Regions from separate parts of the Homo sapiens genome. Here region 1 is linked to region 2. Evidence: read pairs that join two places in POLR2A ChIA-PET (ENCODE). Cell type or tissue: IMR-90. All regions are shown on one strand. Each heading gives the region's core, and the rest is flanking DNA. Links, peaks and the distances in the headings are about the cores only.

Evidence for each region. ChIA-PET counts read pairs that join two places held together with the same protein. Peaks named below come from ENCODE experiments on the same cell type or tissue, not always from the same donor. Only the 100,000 strongest peaks of a DNase experiment are listed, where the experiment ranks them.
Region 1: POLR2A ChIA-PET joins it to region 2 with 7 read pairs; 3 of 35 experiments call an interaction of 5 or more read pairs at or near these places.

The regions. Positions count from the first base shown.
Region 1 is chr6:144,073,624-144,076,534 of GRCh38, reverse strand. No RefSeq gene overlaps it. Among named protein-coding and RNA genes, the nearest start is that of SF3B5, 20 kb to the left of the region's middle. In IMR-90, for the core only: no CTCF peak of the experiment used is centred there; no DNase peak of the experiment used is centred there; H3K27me3 peaks cover 549 bases.
Region 2 is chr6:144,130,239-144,133,149 of GRCh38, reverse strand. No RefSeq gene overlaps it. Among named protein-coding and RNA genes, the nearest start is that of STX11, 19 kb to the left of the region's middle. In IMR-90, for the core only: no CTCF peak of the experiment used is centred there; a DNase peak (open chromatin) is centred at 1,669.

The sequences.
Region 1 (2,911 bases), core at 181-2,680, 57 kb after region 2:
GTGGTACAGGGCATCACATGATGAGGGGGCTGACTGTGCTACCTCAGGTCTCTCTTCCTCTTCTTATAAAGCCATCAGTTCTACTCTCATGATAACCCGTTAATCCATTAATCTATGAGTGGATTAATCCGCTAACCTATGAATTGATTAATCCATTCATGAGAGCATGGCCCTTATGACCCAATCACCTCTTATAGGCCCCACTTCTCAATACAGTCACATTGGGGATTAAGTTTCAACATGAGTTTTGGAGGGGACAAATACTCTAAACGTAATAGTCTTTAAGAAGCAATAAAGTTAAAACTGAGGTCATTAAGATGAATCTTAATACAATATGACTGGTGCCTTTATAAAGAGGAAATATTTGGCCACATAAACAGATGTGCACATAGGAAGAACACAATGTGAGCATGAAGATAGAGATTAGGTGATGCATCTACCAGCCAAGGGACACCAAAGATTGCCAGCAAACTATCAGAAGCTAACAGGCAGCTGTGGAACAGATTCTTCCTCCCAGGCCTCAGACAGAACCAACCCTGGCAACAGCTTGATCTCAGGCTTCTAGCCTCCAGAGCTGTGAGACAATAAGTGTTGGTTAATGTAAGCCACCAGGACTCTGTTCCAGCAGCCCTAGCAAACTAATACAAATAATCTCAGCAACAGTTTTCCGGGTGGTGTCGAGAGGTTTCAGATACAGAGAGGTGTTTTTGCAACAAAACAAAACCCAACCAATCCAATTGCAACTTTAATACAATGTCTTCTTAATCTAGAAGAGCTTTCTTTACAGAAGTCTTTGAAGATCTAAAATGAAATATTCAGCATGAAGGACAAAAAGGCCAAGTGTAACAAGCAACTTTTCACCTAAGTCATTTCACTCTAAGCTGATCTTCAAAATGCAAACTCCACTCTCTTTAGTGTTTTTGAAAGGCATGGTGGACCAAGATAATGTGGCTAAGCTTACACAGAGCTGGTCTAGATTCCTCCAAGGGCACTTATACCCATTATTTTGTGACCTGCTGCAGTTGCTATAAACTAATGGACTAGTTCCATCTGAAGAGACAAAAGAGGAAAATGCTAGACTCTTTCAAATCTCTTGATGGCAGGGGATTTCCACTGTTCTTCAACAGCTTTCTCGGGTCTATCCCACACTGCCCTATTTGGACGGGGATTCCCTAAAGCCCCTCTGTAACTGGAGAAGTTTCCTGGGGTCACTCTGGAAGTGGGCACTGGCCTACACAGGCTGAGACCTGATGAGTTGCTTCCGCCCACCTCCCCACTTAGCCTACTTTAATGCAAACTTTGCACAGCATGGAAATTAAGGGCAAAGACCAAGAGGGCTAAGCTACCTAGATTCAAATCCTGGACCTGAAAGCCCTTGGAAAAGGGACCTAACTGATTTTTGCCTCTGCTTCCTTATTAAACGAGAATAATTCTAAAGCCTATTTCATAGGATTTTTGTAAAGTCTAAAAGGCTTATTACATATAAAGAGTGTAAACATATAAATGGCATATTGTAGGTACTCAATAAATGTAATTATAATATCCTTTATGAAATTTTCATATTATTGAGTGTAGAGAAAATATTTAGAAACTGTATCTGTATAAAAAAGTTATATATATTTATGATAAAAATATGACTATAATATCTATATATACTTGGGAAATAAATCACCTTATTGAGCTTCAGTTTAAAACACAAGATTGCCCACATACACTATTAAGTATAACACGTCTGCACAGACATAAGTTAAAGCCCTCCAGTCACTCAAAAATAAGTGCTTCTTTACCTTTTTTTTTTTTTTTTTTGAGACAGAGCTTGGTCTGTCGCCCAGGCTGGAGTGCAGTGGCATGATCTTGGCTCACTGCAACCTCCACCTCCCAGGTACAAGTGATTCTCTTGCCTCAGCCTCCTGAGTAGCTGGGATTATAGGTGCCCGCTACCACGCCCAGCTAATGTTTGTATTTTTAGTAGGGACAGGGGTTTCACCATGTTGCCCAGGCTGGTCTCGAACTCATGACCTTAGGTGATCCACCCGCCTCAGCCTTTCAAAGTGCTGGGATTACAGGCATGAGCCACTGTGCCCGGCCTAGTGCTTCTTTACTTCTATAAACTTCAAAACCCAGCTCTCATGATCAAAAATGATAATTGATATGTGAAGGTATTTTATTTATTTTAAATGAGTAAATTTTGAAAAAGAGAATGTAGTAGAGAAAACTCTCTCTAACCACATTTTTCCTCTACTCTTACACAACAGTCAACACAGAAGACTCTGTGATCAAATGTGTGGGTTTTTTTTTTTTTTTTTCCCACACACCAAGTAATAGACACAACCTGGGTGTCCTCCAATCCAGTTCTGACACCATTTACCCTAAGACAGTGTCAGATCCCACAGGCTGAGGGCTGAGTCCCAAGATTGCCTCCCCTTACACACACATCAGTCGCAAGTTCCATGACCCTTTCTTTGGGTTCAATTAATTTGCTGGAGCCACTCACAGAACTCAGGAAAACACTTATTTACACTTACCAGTTTATTATAAAGGATACTGCAAAGAATATAGATGAAGAGGCATGTAGGGTGACGTATGGGGAAGGGACGTGGAGCGTCCATGCCCTCCCTGGAGGCCAACCTGCAGGCACCTCAGTGTGTTCAGCTACCTGGAAGCTCTCTGAACCCGTCCTCTTGGGTTTTTTATGAAAGCTTCAAAACATCAGCTTTCCTTACCCCAGGGTGTAGAGTGAGACCCTCTCCTGGGAGGGTTTTAAGACCCACCCACTATCAGACAGGCGGGGAAACAGGAGAGTGAAAGGAAGGCAGGAGAAAGGCAGAGGCCTATCCCTGAGGCCAAATACACCCAACATTAGAACAAAGACTGTAGCAAGGGCTTATGGGAGGTATGAACCAGGAACAGT
Region 2 (2,911 bases), core at 187-2,686:
ACACAGACTTCGAGCAGGTCTCCTCTTCTGAGTTGATTTGGGAGTTTGTTACGCGTGTTTCAGGTGCATTTGTAATTTCTGTCCCTATAGCCAATTTATCTCTTGACCTGAAGAGTGGCTTTTAGAGGTCACCACTCCCTCATGAGTTTTTTGTTGTTGTTTTGATTTTTTTTTTTTTTACCACTGTGGAGCCAGTAAGTTTGCAAAAAGTTTTTAAAAATAAAAATGGCTGCTCACACATCTCCCCTAGCAAGCCAGGGCATTCATAGGAGTGAAGTCAGAAGATGGATTTTTAGGGCAGCTAGGTCATGGAAACTATGTATAGGTTACCCAGTCAGTAGGCAGGTAAATGGCCTTTTTAAGATATAATAAAGTATTTTATTGAAGTAGGGAGGAGTTGGAAGCAGGTAAACTGCTTTCGATTCATGGGTCATACTTTTCTAAACTGGAGAGAGTGGGCAAGTCATTCAAACTTTCTGGGCCTCAGTTTCATTATCTGCATTATGGAAATAATTCCTCTGTTCAGGATTAAATGGGAATGTACATGAAAGTGCTTGGAAGTGGAGAGAAAGAAGAAAGGAAGGAAGAGAGAGAGGGGAGGGGAGGGAAAGAAGGAAAGAAGAAAAGAAGGGAGAGAGGGGAGGGGAGGGAAAGAAGGAAAGAAGAAAGGAAGGGAGAGAGGGGAGGGGAGGGAAAGAAGGAAAGAAGAAAGGAAGGGAGAGAGGGGAGGGGAGGGAAAGAAGGAAAGAAGAAAGGAAGGGAGAGAGGGGAGGGGAGGGAAAGAAGGAAAGAAGAAAGGAAGGGAGAGAGGGGAGGGGAGGGAAAGAAGGAAAGAAGAAAGGAAGGGAGAGAGGGGAGGGGAGGGAAAGAAGGAAAGAAGAAAGGAAGGGAGAGAGGGGAGGGGAGGGAAAGAAGGAAGGAAGGAAGGAAAGAAGGGAGGGAGGGAGGAAGGAAGGAAGGAAGGAAAGAAGGAAGGAAGGAGGAAAGGGAGGGTGAAGCTCAAATATATTCCAAAGAAATAGCCGGAGATCTATGCTGTACATTTTAACTTTATTATTATTATTATTATTATTATTATTATTATTTTTTGAGAGACAGGTATCGCTCTGTCACCCAGGCGGGAGTGCAGTGGCGCAATCTCAGCTCACTGCAATCTCTGCCTCCCAAGCTCAAGTGATCGTCCCACCCCAGTCTCCTGAGTAGCTGGGACTACAGGTGCATGCCACCATACATGGATAATTTTTGTATTTTTGTATTTTTTATTTTTTGTAGAGATGGGGTTTTACCATGTTGCCCAGGCTGGTCTCGAACTCCTGAGCTCAAGTGATCCGCCCACCTCGGCCTCCCAAAGTGCTGGGATTACAGGTGTGAGCCACCATGTCCAGCCTTTTAAACTTATTATTAAGAGCAAGAGTGTACTTGGAGAGTGTTTTTTTATAGTATTGACTTCATGAGTTTTAACCACCAACTTTTTGAACTAAGTGCAGTTAGTGCTTTGACTATATTGAGCTGACAGCTTTCTTACGTTATTACATGAATGTCATATTAGTCCATTGTACACTTTCACCTTTAGAATAGTTGAACTGTATTTTCAGTGCCTAACTGTGAGTTACTGTGACCCAGAACACTTAGAGAAGTTGACTAACATTCAGAAAATTTATGAGTAATAGTGAGTAATTTATGAATGAGAACATGGCAGATTTCCATACATCACTTTTATTGAAAGTTGAGTCACTCTTTGTTATGAAAATAATTTATAGGGCAATGTTCCATTTGAGAAAAAAATGAAAAGTAATGGTATTTGTCAAAATGATGAATATGGTTTAACTTCAATGAGAAAGAGCAAATTTCACAGAAAATATAAACCCTACATCAGTTTATTTATTGTCATAACTATTTCAGGTTCTTCTGGTAAAACAGCAAGAGGTTTGGCTGAATTAGGTATCACTCGCACCAGCTATTTTCTGTCTTTCTAGATCCATTTTCGGCCATTCTCTCTGCTGCTTGGAGCCTCGGGAGGCTTTTGCAGGAGATCAGAAGGCACAATGAGGCTGGGTCAGGGTATTTCTCTACTCTTTCCAGGTGACACCAAGGTTCTGGCACCAGCAGGGTCCCTGCACACCACAGCTCCTTTTCGCTCCAGGCTGCACAGGACTCTGGGAGGGAAAGACTTCCTACTGTTGCTTCTTCCGATGCCCCAATTTTCCTTCTTGCTTTGCTTCACTCTGCCTTCATCTGTGTACATTTAACAGATTTTTATCAAAATTCCACCTGGGGAAGACTTGTTTTCTACTGAGATCTAGCCAGATAATATTTTCCAGTAAGTACAGTTGCTGAAACTCTTCTGGGGCATGGTTACCACAATAAACCAGATCTAAAGCAACCAGATATGCATGCTGCTTTTTACAGATGGTTTTCAGCCTGCCTTCCTTCCTTCTTTTTTCTTTTCTTTTCTTCTTTCTTTCTCTCTCTCTCTCTTTCTCTCTCTTTCTCTTTCTCTCTTTCTCTCTCCTTCCTTCCTTCCTTCCTCCTTCCTTCCTCCTTTCTTTCTTTCTTTCTCTTTCTTTCCTTTTCTTTCTTTCTTTCTTTCTTTCTTTCTTTCTTTCTTTCTCTTTCTTTCTTTCTCTTTCTTTCTCTCTTTCTTTCTCTCTTTCTTTCTTTCTTTCTTTCTTTCTTTCTTTCTTTCTTTCTTTCTTTCTTTCTTTCTTTCTTTCTTTCTTTCTTTCTTTCGACAGGATCTTGCTCTGTCACCAAGGCTGGAATGCAGTGGTGCAATCATGGCTCACTGCAACCTCAACCTTCTGTCCTCAAGCAATCCTCCTGTCTCAGCTTCCGAGTACCTGGGACTATAGGTGCATGTTATCACACCCAGATATATATATTTTTTTAATTTTTGTGTAAAGACAAGATC